Linked DNA regions of Homo sapiens: region 1 is linked to region 2. A link is a loop called in an ENCODE intact Hi-C map of the cell type or tissue named here. Cell type or tissue: endothelial cell of umbilical vein. All regions are shown on one strand.

The links. Hi-C counts contacts between places; a loop is a spot of excess contacts. Peaks named below come from ENCODE experiments on the same cell type or tissue, not always from the same donor. Only the 100,000 strongest peaks of a DNase experiment are listed, where the experiment ranks them.
Region 1: a loop joins it to region 2, with 3 times the contacts of the local background. A loop is called at or near these places in 3 of 110 quality-filtered maps.

The regions. Positions count from the first base shown.
Region 1 is chr2:202,114,178-202,122,177 of GRCh38, reverse strand. The region is part of intron 11 of KIAA2012; the gene reads right to left. It overlaps KIAA2012-AS1 (KIAA2012 antisense RNA 1), which reads left to right and starts at 5,120. Exons shown (of 4, transcript NR_135244.1): 1 at 5,120-5,291; 2 at 6,274-7,249; 3 at 7,590-8,000. In endothelial cell of umbilical vein, no CTCF peak of the experiment used is centred here; no DNase peak of the experiment used is centred here; H3K27me3 peaks cover 395 bases.
Region 2 is chr2:201,791,774-201,799,773 of GRCh38, reverse strand. No RefSeq gene overlaps it. Among named protein-coding and RNA genes, the nearest start is that of CDK15, 11 kb to the left of the region's middle. In endothelial cell of umbilical vein, a CTCF peak has its summit at 3,702; a DNase peak (open chromatin) is centred at 3,693.

The DNA of each region.
Region 1 (8,000 bases), 320 kb before region 2:
GCAGCATTTTGGCTCTCTCCTGGCATACAAGGCTTTCCCTGGTCTGGCCCTGGTCTGCCTTTCAGGCCCAGCTCCTCCTCACCCCCAGCATGAAGCCCCTCCACAGTCCACTCACACCACGCTGCTCCTCATTATCCACGTGTTCTCTACGTTCCTCTTTTTGTTCATTCTGGTGTCTCGGCTGGCTGGCCCTCCCCTTCTCTGTCTATCTACTTCTCGTTTCTCAAAGGTCAGTGTAAATGGAACTTCCTCTGTAAAAAGCCCTTCCCAACCTCCTAGGCTAGAATTAATGGCTCCTTCCTGGAATACCCCTGGATTGTGCTCTTAGGCCTCTGTGATGGCACTCATTTCATTCTGCCTTGTGGTACAGTTACTGGCTTGTGAATCTGTTCTCCACGTCGACTCTGAGGTCCTTGAGGGCAGTGACTGCAGTGCCTGGGGTGGAGCTTTGGTATGTGGAGTGAGGACAGACAGGCCTGGGAATGAAGCCCAGCTCTGCCCTTACCACGTAAGTGAGCTCCCTGTGTTTCAGTCTCCTTACCTATGATATGTGATTGAAAATACTCACTTCCTAGGATCGTTGGGATAAGGGAACAAGATGACATGCATAGCAAGGTGCCTGAGAGTGTTTGCTCTCAATATTAACATCCTTCCATGTCCCTTGCATATGGGAGGTATTCAGTATATTGTATCGAAGGAGTCAAACACACATGTAATGGGCCTTCTTTGAGGTTCAACCATATTTCATATTGGAATTTTACTTAATACTTTACAAGATGGAGTGCAAGTGTGATCTGATTTGATTTTCACAAAGTAATGTGAAGTATGTTGGCAGATATTATAGTTGCATTCTGTTAAGGCACAAGGTAAGCTGATGTAAAACAAGAGACGCAAAAAGATAAACATTTATTTCTCTTGCACATACAAGTCCAGAGGTAGGCAGGCAGGCCGATCAGGGTGGCTCTGCTCCGTAAAGTTACCTGAGCACCCTGGTTCCTAATATCTTAGTACTCCATCATCCCATATGGAATTGTTCTCTTCCACATGGTTGAAGCTATTACCACGACCAAGTCCAAGGAGAACGAGGAGGGGAAGGGCAAACAGTTTCCTTTTAAGGAAATGACCTGGAAGTTGCATGTGTTACTTCCACTCACATCCCATTGGTCAAATCTTGGTCACATGGCCATACCTAGCTGCAAGTGAGTCTGGGAAGCATAATCTCTGGGTAGGCAGCCATGTGTTCAGCTAAAATCCAGGGTGGGGGATTCTATTATTAGAATTTAGCTGAACACATTCTTCCATTATTCCTTTTATAAATATTATTCAGTCAATATTCATAATATTCAGTAAATATTATGAGAAATACTCTGGGAGTACCAAATGTGTTCTCTGTGATATTCAGAGGTAGATGAGGGGGATCTACTCACAGGAATTTTAAATCTAGGAGGGGAAAGAAGAAAAATAGTACAAAGGATAAAAGATGTGAGGGAGTGCTTGGTAAGAGACCCAGGTGGTAAGAATGAGTGGAACGTAAGGAAATAGCAATCGTTGTGGCAGAGGTGGTCAGGTAAAGCATCACAGTAGAGAGGGAACTTTGAGGTCCTTGAAGCTTGGAAACCTGGATAAGAGGGACTAGAAGCTGTGTGATGCAGTGGGAAAAGCTCTGGCCTCACTGGATGAAGGAAGATCTGGGTTTGAGCCTTGGATTTGCCATATAAAAGCTGTGTGGCTTTGAGCAAATCATACCTCTTTGGGCATCAGTTTCCTTATCCATAAAATCAGAGGTTTTCTTTTCTCTTTTTGAGACAAGGTCTCACTCTATTACCTAGGCTGGTGTGCAGTGGTGCAATCATGGCTCACTGCAGCCTTGACTTCCCAGGCTCAAGCAATACTCCCACCTCAGCCCCTGGAGTAGGTGGGACCACAGGTGTGCACACCAGGCCCAGCTAATTTTTAAAAGTTTTTGCAGAGACGGGATCGCACTATGTTGCACAGTGTATTAGTCTGTTTTCATGCTGCTGATAAAGACATAACTGGAACTAGGCAATTTACAAAAGAAAGAGGTTTAATTGGACTCACAGTTTCATGTGGCTGAGGAGGCCTCACAATCATGGCAAAAGGCAAGGAGGAGTAAGTCACATCTTACATGGATAGCAGCAGGCAAAGAGAGCTTGTGCAGGGAAACTCCCCTTTTTAAAACCATGAGATCTCTTGAGACTCATTCACTATCAGGAGAACAGCACAGGAAAGAGCTGCCCCCATAATTCAATCACCTCCCACCGGGTTCCTCCCATGACATGTGGGAATTGTGGGAGTTACAATTCAAGATGAAATTTGGGTGGGGACACAGCCAAAAGATATCACTCAGGTTGGTCTCGAACTCCTGGGCTCAAATGATCCTCCTGCCTCAGCCTCCCAAAGTGCTGGGATTATAGGCATGAGCCACCGTGCCTGGCCCAGCAGGTTTTCTAATTGTCACATAGCTCTAGTGGCCCTGCATAGTCCCCCACCCCCACTCCTAGAACCATCTTAGGAGGGGAAGAGTTAGTTGGGTTCAGAGAAGTTGGGAGGGACATAATTAGACCATCTCCACTTCAACCAGATAGTTCTGCTTTTATCTGTTTTATTTACTGGTATCCTCAGAAAGTCTGATTAAATGCTTCTTTTGCTTAAATACTGATGACGGTGATGCCTAAGTTCCCTCTTGACTCTAGGGTTCTCTGAAACAGAACAAATGCAAGGGAGGTAGAATTCATAACTTCACAGGTTCTGTAAAAAATGACATAAGTACCATCATCTTAAAAAAAAGAAATAATACATTCTTCAGTACTTTGTATTGATTTTTTCTTCAAAAAATGAATAGCTAGTGGATTCAAAGCAAGCTATTATTCTTTTTTTTTTTTCCTGAGACGGAGTCTCGCTCTGTTGCCCAGGCTGGAGTGCAATGGCACTATCTTGGCTCACTGCAATCTCTGCCTCCCAGGTTCAAGTAATTCTCCTGCCTCAGCCTCCCGAGTAGCTGGGATTACAGGCACCCGCCATCATGCCTGGCTAATTTTTGTATTTTTAGTAGAGTCAGGGTTTCAACAACTCCTGACCTCAGGTGATCCATCCTCCTCAGCCTCCCAAAGTGGATTACAGTCATGAGCCATCGCGCCTGGCCGCAAGCTATTATTCTTGACATGTTTCTTCTTCGGAAGCCATAAAGTGGTGATGATGCCACCTTTTCAGCTACATATGAGGTAGGGAAGTCTTTATGTTTCTAGGAATCACAAGAGGTTTCTGTCAAAGGAAATGAAGGAGAGTCCCTACTGTGTTTTAGTAGCTCCCTACTGGTGGCTATCAGGACACCTTCCAGAGTGGGCTGTGAGGCCTTACTGGTCTCACTACAGTGAGGGAAAGAACACTGCTTCCTTCTGAAGGCTGGGACAAATGCAGCTATCACAGCCTGCCCTTCTACAATCTCTCAACACTGTGGTACGTGTGATAGACCTAACTTAGCGCCATGCCAAGCCTGATGGGAATCTCCTGTAATTTTTGTAAGGAGAGCTTTTTAGTCAGGGTTCAGCCCAGAACAGAAACTGCCCAAATATTTTTAAGAAGAAACAGAGTTACTATACAGTAACTGCCTCTTATCATGCTCAGTCTTCATGAGCTCAGTGCCCAGAGCTTTGATGCTTCTGCCTCACTTCTGCTCTCCAAATCTCATGCAAGCACATCTAATTGGCAGAAAATAATTTGCATCCAGCTCCCTAGCTGCAAAGATTATCTGGGAAATGTAGTTTTTAGCCTTCTAGCCTCTGTAGTACAGGAACACCCACTGGAAGGAAATGCTGGGTGCCCAGAGACCATATCCAGCCACATTTTCCTTTACTCAAACATTTGACCAGAGATCACTAGTACTGGTAACACCTGCCAACATTATTTCTCATGAGGGTTATGAAAAACACTGAAAAGGCACAAGGGGCAGTGTACACTATAACCACGTGGGGCTCCTATCTTCCTGTATTTCTTCCTATCCAGAGATGGATGGATTGTGGACTCTATGATTCAGAACTGATGTTTAGAGAATAAAAATAATAATAGTCACAAATGATTAATGGCTGAAATCCTGTTTCAGGATTTAGACACAAGAACTGCTCCACCGAGAGAATCTCCTTGGGGAAAGGGGCATATTTAGAAACATGCCATGTTAGGAGAACCTTAGAAATCATCAGTTTAGCATTTTCCAAAGTTTGCCAAAAACTTTTTAGATCCACATGATGCTTTACCAAAAACAAAGGGATTCAGTGATCAAATAAGTTTGGGAAACAGTGCATATCCCCATCCTGAAGAACCACGGTGCACATCAGCATATCGGAGGCTCTAGGAAGTCCTGCGGTAAGGGATCTGCTTAACTTTGGTCCACTGGTTTCCAAATGTATCTGGCCCTAGAACCTTTCCTTTTTTACACAATGCCTGTTAACCTTCTGAGGAATTGGAGTTCGACGGGACATGTGCTGTGAGGACTGGATCTAATACCAACTCCTCTTTTTCCATATGAGGAAGCTGAGGTCCAAGGCAATGAAGTTATTTGCCTGTGATCACAGAAATCCTGGGCAGTACAGGTGGGAATAAAACCAGAGTTTTTTCTTCTTCCTCACATGGCCTTATCAAAATTAATTGTCCTCCCTTACATCTCTCGGCATCATCAGTAAGGTAACAGCTACTAAGAGATGGGCTACTTAAGGAAAATCATACTTTAAACAGTACCCCACCAACATGGAAGGATTCTTTTACCCGTGGGGTCCCACAACCAACTTATCACAAAGGAAAAATGGGAGAACAGTCACTTAGCCTATGTTTACCCCTAAATGATCAGTGTTTTCAGACCAGCTGGGATATTCTTAGACTCATCTTTCTGTCAACCAAATCACAGACCATCACAAAATGACACCAAGAATACTAGTTATCTAGAATACTAGTTATCTATTACTGCAAAATAAATGATCCTGAAACCTAAAACAATAAACCTTTGTTATGCCTCAGTTTCTGTGGGAATCTTGGAGTGGCTTAGGTGTGTGGTTCTGGTGCAGCCTTTTGTGAGGTCACAGACAGAGTGTCAGCCAGGGATGCAGTCATCTGAAGACTTGACTGGGGCTGGAGAACCTCCTCTCAAGGCAACTCCCACACAAGCCTAGGAAGTTCATTCTGGCTGTTGGCAAGGGGCTTCTGTTCCTTGCCATGTGGACTGCTTGCCATAGGCTGCTTGAGTGGCCTCATCACAGACATGGTGGTTGGCTTTCCCCAGAGTGAGTAATCCGAGAGAGAGAGCAAGGAGGAAGCCTTGGTGCCTTTTATGACCCCAGTCTCAGAAGTCACATACCATCAATTCTGCCATAGTCTATCTTTATTTAGAAGTGAGCCATCATATCCCACTCACACTCAAGGGGAGAAGAGTTAGTTTCTCCCTTTTGAAGGGGGAAGTGTCAAAGAATTTGTGGATGTATTTTAAAACCACCACACCAAGAAAGAGTTGCAAGGGGGAAGGATGCTAATTAAATGACAAATAACAACAACAAACAAACAAGAAAGGCTGGGTGCAGTGGCTCATGCCTGTATCCCAGTGTTTTGAGAGACCTAGGTGGGAGGATTGCTTGAGGCCAGGAGTTTGAGACCAGCCTGGGCAACACAGGGAGACCCCATCTCAAAAAAAAAAAAAAAAAAAAAAAAGCCGGGCATGGTGGCTCGTGCCTGTAGCCCCAGCTATTTGGAGGCTGAGGTGGGAGGATAGCTTGAACCCAGGAGTTTGAGGCTTCAGTGAGCCATGATTGCACCACTGTACTCTAGCCTGTGCGACAGAGCAAGACCCTGTCTAAAAAAACAAAAAACACCCAAGAAACATTTTGAGGGTAAAAATCCATTTAGAACAAGAACAAATACTAAACAGAAACTCTGAAAGAGACCAGGAATTTAAATTTACATGGGACTTGATGCCCAACCTGAATCATTGGCATAAACATCCTTGAACTTCTTTGTAAAACAAACTTCTGAATAAAAGAACTTCTGAGAGAAAACTTCTATTGCTGGCACTGTGACTAGGGGAGTAGATGAAGGATTTGAATCAAGGATAAGCAATTCAGAGGGCATATCCAGTGGTTTGACATGTATCCTTCTAAGTTAACTTTTCCTTTCTCAAGACTTTCAATTTTCTAAATGTTCAATATCCCAACATGACCAAAAGGGTCAAATTCCAGCTCTAGTCTTCACATCTTTTTTTTTTTCCTTCTGAAGGTTTATATTCATTTCCCTATGCTGTCTGAAAGAAGATACCATGATCTAATTGCCTAAGAATTTATTTCCAAATAGTTGTTGACAGAGCCTGGAAGTCTCAGAAAGATCAGATGGATCGTATTCCTTCCTTTACTCAAGAGTTTTTTTTTTTTTTTAATTAAAACAAAAAACAAAAAACCCAGCAACAACTATGATCCCTAAAGAACTTTCCTTTGTGGCACCTGGAGTATTCAGTCAATCAACAAGCTTTTCCTGGACATATGATGGAGATGAGATGTTCTCTAGGACTCATATTGGAAGCTAAACAGAAAACAGATGCAGATACATACAATAATCACAAAAGTGGGATTGAGAAAGAGAGAGAGGAATGGGGCTGAGGCTACATCTAGGCAGCTGTGTGCAATGAGGTGGATTTATTAAGGAAAATGTTCCAGAAAAGATGAACTTAAAGCTATTCTAAATATTTGGGGGAAACTTGAGCAAAAGTTTGGAGAGAAAAGAATGAAGACTGAATTTTTAGGTCATCAAAGAGATGAACAAGGGGTGGGCTGGAATATAGTAGGAGATGAGGCTGGAAGGGGAGGGTGGAGACGGTGATTAAGATGGTTTTGAACAAACTGATCTGCAAAGAGTTCGGTGTGGTTGGAGCAATTATAGGTTGGTGCAAAAGTAATTGTGGTTTTTGCAATTAAAAGTAATGGCAAAACCGCAATTACTTTTGCTCCAACCTAATATTTTGCGAGAGGAAAAATTTTTTTCAGTATACTGTCTCCCAAACCAAACCAAACCAAAACAAACAAACAAACAAAAAAGCCCAAACCAAAAAAATCTTTGCTTATTAATAGAGACTCTTAGAAAGCCAGACCTTTATAGGAAGATGTGGGTTTAAGATCTTTCACCACCTTCTTGAGCAACATCCTGTCACCATCAAGACTGAAGGTCAACCAACTGCCCATGGAGGAAAGGCTTGAGAAAGGTCAGTGGCTAACTCATTCATTCATTCATTCATTCAATAAGCATGCAGTGAATGCCTTTAGGTTTGAGAGGCAAGTAGGATTAAATATACCATCTGTGGGACTGGGACAAGATGGCAGGCATGTCTTCATTTATCAGCATAAGTTTCATCTTTCTCTTTCTCCATGTCATGGAAATTATTGAAATATTTTTCAAAAAATTTAAATGAACATTTATTGTGACCCTTCTATGTATATGTCAGGGACTATGCTAGGTGCCAGGGATACTAAAATGACTGAAGCATCATATTGACAATGGTGACAATAAACTTACAGCCTAAATATTTCCTTTTCTGCTTCTAGCTTTTGCTGTGCCAAAAGGGGGAACTATTTCTCCTGGAACAGAGTGGACAAATGTGCAGCAGGTGAACAGAATCATATTTGCTTTCCAGCTGTTGCACCAGCTGTGTCATGCTGACAGTGGCCTCCACCTGTCTAACTCCTGCTTCCACCAATTCAGAACCAAGATATTTTTATACTCATATCCTGGTATAAACCAACTGCTGATGGAAGTTCTTTGATGCTGAATTTGGAATCAAATACATTCTACTTTCTGGAAATCCATATACTGGGTGGCTGCTTCAATAGCAGCGGACACAAGATGTAAAATGCAGCAATGGTCAAGGAATTTCTCAGGGGAGGAATCAATCCTCTCATTTTGGTGGAGGAACCTTGGATACAGGGAGGATGAGGGACTGACTCAAAGTCATCTGG
Region 2 (8,000 bases):
GCAAATAGTAGAAAATATTTATAAAACTCCCCAAAGACTATATACCAAATTTCACAAATTTTATTTAATGAGGAGACATTAATAATTTGTATTTGTAAAAGAGCATGAACTCTCTCTCAGTGTGCTCACATTTCTTACTAATTATAAGGCTGAAGTTTAAATGAGTTGTTATATTTCAAATAAACCAGTAATAGATAAACTAAACCAGGTATAAGTGATGCTAGTTCATTAATCAGGAGGCCTGTAACATTATCCTTTGTAAAAAGATGGTATGTCTTTTGGTAAAAAATAAAAGCAGCAGAGTACAATTCTTTTTTTTTTTTTTTTTTTTGAGACGGAGTTTCGCTCTTGTTGCCCAGGCTGGAGTGCAGTGGTGCAATCTTGGCTCACTGCAACCTCCACCTCCCGGGTTCAAGTGATTCTCCTGCTTCAGCCTCCCAAGCAGCTAGAATTACAGGCACGTGCCAACAGACCTGGCTAATTTTGTATTTTTAGTAAAGATGGAGTTTCACCATGTTGGCCAGGCTGGTCTCGAATTCCTGACCTCAGGTGATCCACCTGCCTCAGCCTCCCAAAGTACTGGGATTACAGGTGTGAGCCACCACGCCCAGCCAATTCTTAAGTCACACTTCTTCCTGGAGTACCCTAACTTGAAACTGACATGCTGAGAGTGCTGTCTGCTGACAGTCAACAGAACTGCAGGCACATGGTATCTAGGTCTCCTTTGTAGCCTTACACACATACCTATCTGTTCTTTCTTTATATCATACTATTATTTCATAATAGTATGCTATTTGTTTACTTGTACTTGCTTTTCACAATGAAGTTGATGTTGCAAATTCCAGTGTTATCTTCTGTTTCCATTGTTTTTAATAAAGAGTAAGGTTCGAAACTGGTGAGTTATTCAGTTTTTACTGACTTTAAAAGACCATTCTTGGGGCCTGCGAATAATATGCTTAGGTTTCTAGCCTTAAATTCCATGGTCCTTGCCTTGATACTAGATTCCTGCCTCTCATTCAGGCTTTCTCCACATCCTGGACTTCACTCCTGAAACAAGATTACTGGTTGTGGATCAAAATTCTTTTAACTACAAATGGAATGCTCAAGAATGCTGAGTGATTCCATATGTGTAGGTCCACATTCTAAATCTACTGGAAAGCATTTGACGTGAAAAAAAAAAAAAGACATTGCACAGGCAGGTAAGGAAATCTCATTGCAAGGTGTTCTTGTGACAGAATGGCTTAGCTTGTGAAACAATGCCATTCCAGTAGTCCTCCCCAATCCATGGTTCTGCTTTCCATGGTTTCAGTTACCCGTGGTCAACCACAGTTTGAAAATATTTAATGAAAAATTCCAGAAATAAACACCGCATAAGTTTTAAATTGCACGCCATCCTGAGTAGTGTGATAAAAATCTCACACTAACCTGCCCAGGATGTGAATCATCCCTTTGTCCAGCTTATTCACCCTGTATATTCTTCCCTCTTATTCGTTACTTTGTAGCCCTCTAGGTTATCAGATCAACTGTATCTCAGCGCTTGTGTTCAATAACCCTTATTTTACCTAATGGCCTCAAAGCGCAAGACTAGTGATGCTGATATATTGTTACAATTGTTCTATTTTATTATTAGTTTTTGTTATTAATCTCATATTGTCCCCAATATAAATTAAACTTTATCATAGGCATGTATGTATAGGAAAAAACGCAGTGTATATAGATGTTCGGTACTAGCTTTGATTTCAGGCATCCACTGTAGGTCTTGGAACACATATCCCTCGCCGCTCACAGATAAAGGGGGACTGCTGTGTACTGAACACTGTACCTAAAAAAGGACTCGTCATCTCAAACTGTAGGAATACTTGGGATAGCTGTAGAAGCAGGGAAAGTGGAAGACTTCTTTCTTCCAGTCTAAACAAAAAAGAAAATTATGCTTCTACAGACTGGATACTTTCTGTTTTTCTTTGCATTTATACGGTTGATTGGTTTCTTGAGTCTGAATGGACTATGGGAAAATTCCAGAAAGGACTTGAACTGATGATGTGATTCCCCTGAAATGGAGAACCACAACTTTATATTTAATTTTCCACTCTCAGTATAACAGCATGAATTTTTAAAAGAATGACTCAACGTTCTTTTTATAAAGAACAGGTTGCAAATATAGCACAATCAGGTCCCAGAGTGAGGCAACTTGTCATGAATTTAGTCCAAGTCTTCTGGCTCTAGGAAGTGAAAATAAGAAGGCAAACACATGGTTTACTTACATTTACTCATAACCATTCTGTGGCAAAATTATTAAATAATTTGCCCAAATAAGCAAGATGTGGTAGAACTAGGATTTGAACCAAGGTGGATCAGCTGCAGAGGCCATACTTTTAGCCTACTTCACCATTTTCCTTCTCCATACAATTTAAGAATGTGGAGATGATGAGTCATACCAGAGTTTTTGTGCCCGCGCTTGCTTCTGCCTTCCTTCAGTAGGCATTATCACCGAATATGGCTACCATTTTGTATCTGTTCTAAACAAGCACTTTGCATACATTATCTTAGTTAATTCTGTGATGTAGATATTTATTCCCCCAATTTTGAATAAGAAAACTGCAAATTGTTCAAAGTTTTTTAGAGCATAGATATCAGAACTAGAATTTAAACTCACTGGTTCTGGGATCAGTGGCTCACGCCTATAATTCCAGCACTTTGGGTGGACGAGGTGGGTGGATCACCTGAGGTCAGGAGTTTGAGACCAGCCTGGCCAACATGGTGAAACCCCGTCTCTACTAAAAATACAAAAATTAGCTGGGTGTGGTGGTGTGCACCTGTAATCCAAGCTACTTGGGAGGCTGGGACAGGAGAGTTGCTTGAACCCGAGAGGCAGAGGTTGCAGTGAGCCAAGATTGCACCATTGCACTCTAGCCTGGGTGACAAGAGCAAAACTCTGTCTTGAAAAAATAAAAATAAATAAATAAACTCACTGGTATTGACACTAGGGACTTAGCCATATCTCCAACAATGAGGACCTGGGTACTGTGAGTAAGCACCCTTTCCCCTGACACAATGGGTCTGAGAGCTCAGCACATCATTCCTTGTATGTGGGATTTGCTTTTTGATACTCATGTGAAAAAACTTCCTCTCTGACAGGAAACATGCATTACTAAAATAGAGGCTGAGGTGAGCTTCCTCCACCTGCTGTCTTCAATTCCATGTCTCTCTCTCTAGCACTCCCTCACAGTCAGTGTACATGCAGAACAATCAGTCCACTATAGAAGTGCCCAGCCTATTGACTAAAGAATGATGATATCTTTGTACAACTTGTTAATTCCTGTGAAGTACACTGAAACGCTCCCATTAACTTCTTTAATATTATCCTAAAGTTTCCTGCTGTGTCAGAATAAAGTGGTCTGGCCTGGAAACCCTCCTTTTTCATGAAGTTCAGCACACTCCGCAGTACTAAAAACAGTAATTTTAGAACTGTTTGAAAAGTCTTCTGCAAGTTATTATTACTTTAAAATATGCTGCATGTTTTGTGGATGTATAAAATACAAATAAATGCAAGTTGCAAAACCTGATTTGTAAATTTCTGATATTCACAAATTGTGTGGGAGATCCTCTAAGACTCCCTCTTCCCATCTCAATCCCAGGGTGCCTGGACACTTTCTGGCTCTCTTTCCAGAAAGAAGACAGCCTTGTACCGACAGCACCACTCGGTGGTCAGGATGGAGAACTGACCAAATCAACTTTTCTTCCCTCCCAACTTTTTTTTCAAGATGATGATGCCCTTCCAAACCCCAAACCTCTTCACCTACCCCAATTTTCCTTGGACTTTGCTACTCACAGCCAAGTTGGTTCCACCTCAGGCACTCTTTCTCAAATGTACACACATCCTTTGTTAAAAAATCTTTTTTCTTTGCCCTATCCAGTTGCTTCATAACATTTTCTCACTCTTCCAACTGCCTTTATCACATACATAAGCCTAGCAGTTGCTAGGGCCAGACAAGCCGGACTTGGCCCCAAGGCTCTGAAATGTAGAGGGGCTAACCACACTTTTTAAAAATTAAGTATTTTAAAGCTTTGTGTAAAACTGATTAGGCCATTCACCCCTCAGAAATTCTGTCCTCCTCCCAGCTCCCAGCCCCTAGTATCCAGTTGGCTCCTGCCCATAGCAGAGTCTTCTATAGCAGCCAGGGATGGAGGTGCAAAGTAAGAAAAGAAAATGGAAAGGAAAAAAGGAAGGAAGAGAGGGAGGGAGAGAGGAAGAAAGAAAAAGAATGGAGAAAAAGAAAAAGAGGGAATATTTTCGCCTGGGGGACCCCTTATGTAGCTCCCTTCCTCACTGTTTCCCATGGGTGCTGGGACTGAGAGGAAGCATAAGGGGACCCCAAAACACTCAGTAGTTAAATGCATAAAAATAATAAATAATCTTATAATGCAATATTTCTAAAACAAACTTTAAAATTAAAATAGGCTGGATGCGCTGGCTCACTCCTGTAATCCCAGCACTTTGGGAGGCTGAGGCGGGTGGATCACCTGAAGTCAGGAGTTCGAGACCAGCCTGGCCAACATGGTGAAACTCCATCTCTACTAAAAATACAAAAATTAGCTGGGCGTGGTGGCGGGCACCTGTAGTCCCAGCTACTCGGGAGGCTGAGGCAGGAGGATCGTTTGAACCTGGGAGGTGAAGGTTGCAGGGAGCTGAGATCACACCACTGCACTCCAACCTGGGCAACAGAGTGAGACTCAGTCTAAAAAAATAATAATAATTAAAATAAAAATTAATGCACAAAAATCTATGACGAGCAAAATAATCAGTATCAGAATTTTAAAAAGAGAATAGTGGTTTCCAATCAGTCCACAGGTCCCAGGTCACTGGGCTGCCAGGAGGGCCCCCCCTCCCCATCCTCCTCTCTGCCCCAGCCCCTACAGAGAGGGTTGATCTCTATGTGAGAACAGATCGACAACACAGGGCTTTATATATAGGTGTTTCCCAAATTATAGGAATTATATTAATTTTTCTACTTGATTCAATATGTGGAAGGATATTTTGATATCCATAAGTATAAAGGCACACATTGTTCCTTCTGCTTTGGGCTCCCATATGGCTGGGCAGGGTGCTGTTTCTGCTCACCAACCCCTTCTTCGCTGTGCCCCACAACTCCATGGTTTCCGTGGATCTCTCGGTCCTGGTACCCTGAAACATGCTTTTCTCTAAGCACCGATATTCATGAAAAATGACTCACTCCATACCAAGGGTTTTTTCTTCTCATTTTCTAAATTACAAAATACTGCAAAAGCATTGCTTTCAGCTAAGAACGACATCATAAATCAGTAATTGTAAGTAAGCCCAGGAACTAAACCATTATTAACCTCACTGTTTCTATGGGAAAACAATTCACTTGCAAATAAATATCTGAGGCATGATTTTTTGGTAGATGGGGGACTAATGCTTTTTAAATAAAAACGTATATAGAAATGTATGTGTTATGCATTGTAATATGAAAAAAGAAGCTCTTTAGCCCTAAACTACTGCTCTTAATTTTTAGAAAAAAAAAGAAAGAAATTTTAAAAAGAAAAAAACAAACCAACCAGGGTGCTTGTAATGCCCAGCTTGAGATCAGAATGCTAGGCCATGTCAACAGTACAGGCTTTGCCAACAACACTGAGACAAGAAAAGAAAAAGACAGGGAAGTATAACACCATTAGGCACACATTGCATAAAACTATTCAGATATAGAAGAACATTTTATTTAAATATAGATATTTACATTTTATTAAAATATTCTTGCTTTGATGTCTAATTACTTATAAGTCAATATAGGATTTATGAATGTGTCTCAACCAGTCTCAAACAGCATGTGCTTCCATTTTAAAAATAGCAAGCTAGCATCTGCTTACCTGCAGCTGGTGATTAATCATTCAGTCCACTCATTATTTTTTGGTATGAGATGAATAGAAGCATTGCTATTTAAATCATTCCTCCAAATTACCGCATGTCATCAGCAGGTCTTTGCTCTTCACTTTGGGCTTTATCTTCTTGCATGAAGTTCAGCCACATAGTAAAATACTCCCAGATGTCAATGAGGGGTGAGTGCCCCTTTTCTAAGATCTCATCCACTTAGAATCTCAGCATATATTTTTTAAAAACAATAATCTAAGTTATTCTTAACTACCTTGTTTAACTTGAGAGAGGAAATGTAATCTAATTTAGTAAGAATAAAAAATGTAACATGCACACACACACACAAACACACAATCTCTATTTTAATAGTTAAGTAGAATAAGGTACCCAGACTACGACTGTACTTTGAAAGCGCAGAAGATCTTTCTGCGGTTTATTTATTTATTTATTTATTTTTGAGACGGAGTCTTGCTCTGTCGACCAGGCTGGAGTGCAGTGGCGCTATCTCCGCTCACTGCAAGCTCCGCCTCCCGGGTTCACGCCGTTCTCCTGCCTCAGCCTCTCTGGGTAGCTGGGACTACAGGCGTCCGCCACCGCGCCCGGCTAATTTTTTGTATTTTTAGTAGAGACAGGGTTTCACCGTGTTAGCCAGGATGGTCGCGATCTCCTGACCTTGTGATCCACCCGCCTCGGCCTCCCAAAATGCTGGGATTACAGGCGTGAGCCACTGCGCCCCGCCTGCAGTTTGTTTTTTTAAATGCCTCTTTGACCATTTCTGATTAAACATCCTCAAGTTCCCCTACTTACCTATGGAATCAAGTGTCGATTCCTCAGCTTGGCTTCTAACTGCCTGACTCTATCGTGCCCTACCTACCTGTGTTCACAGGAGCCACACCAGCAGCTCCTCTTTCTAACCAACCTTCCTTGCTCATCTGGCTGAACCTTCACGTGTTTCTCATCTGACATGTTCCCCTTCCTTTGTGCCTAGCCCTCCTTCAAGTCCAGACTGAGGTGCCATGTCTGCTAAACCTTTACTTGCTTCTTTGCCCTCCCCTCCCCAACACTGACTTTCCTCAAGGCTGAGCTCTGGGTCACTGTCTGATTTGTGCAATCTTTTTTTTTTTTTTTAATTTTTTTAAAGACGTTCTCGCTCTGTCACCCAGGCTGGAGTGCAGTGGCATGATCTTGGGTCACTGCAACCTCCACCTCCTGGGTTCAAGTGATTCTCCTGCCTCAGCCTCCCGAGTAGCTGGGATTACAGGAGTGCACCACCACACCCGGCTAATTTTTGTATTTTTAGTAGAGACGGGGTTTCACCATGTTGGCCAGGCTGGTCTTGAACTCCTGACCGCAGGTGATCCACCCACTTTGGCCTCCCAAAGTGCTGGGATTACAGGAATGAGTCACTGCGCCTGATCCTGATTTGTTCATTCTAATCACTATTTTTATTGTTTTCCTCACAAGATGGTAAGTATACTGTCAGGGTATGAACTAGATCTTCTACCTCTTTTAGAGTCCTAATAAACACTTGTCAAATTAAATAAGAGTACTTATATAAATGTGAATACACCTCTCCCACACACCCACACATACACACACACAGGATGGGCCCCTGGAACCAATGTTTACTTAGTATTCATTCCGATCCCCCTCTAAGGCATATCCCTGTACCACCCTCCCATGAATCTTATCCTCAGTTTTTAATACTGGCCTTCACTGACCTTGTTATTTCATTTCTGTCATCCTCTATCATCCCTTTCTTAAACCGCACTTTTTATATTAGTCCTGAACTCTACTTAACACCTTAATTTGTCCGGGCGTGGTAGTTCACACCCGTAATCCCAGCACTTTGGGTAGGCTGAGGTGGAAGGATCACTTAAGGCCAGGAGTTCAAGACTGGTGTGGGCAACATAGGGAGACCCTGTCTCTGCAAAAAATCAAAAAATTATCTGGATATGGTGGTACCTGCCTGTGGTCCCAGCTACTCAGGAGGCTGAGGCAGGAGGATCATTTGAGCCTAGGAGTTCGAGATTGCAGTGAGCCATGGTTGCCCCACTGTACTCCAGCCTTGGTGATAGAGTGAGACCCTGTCTCAAAAAATAAAAAATAA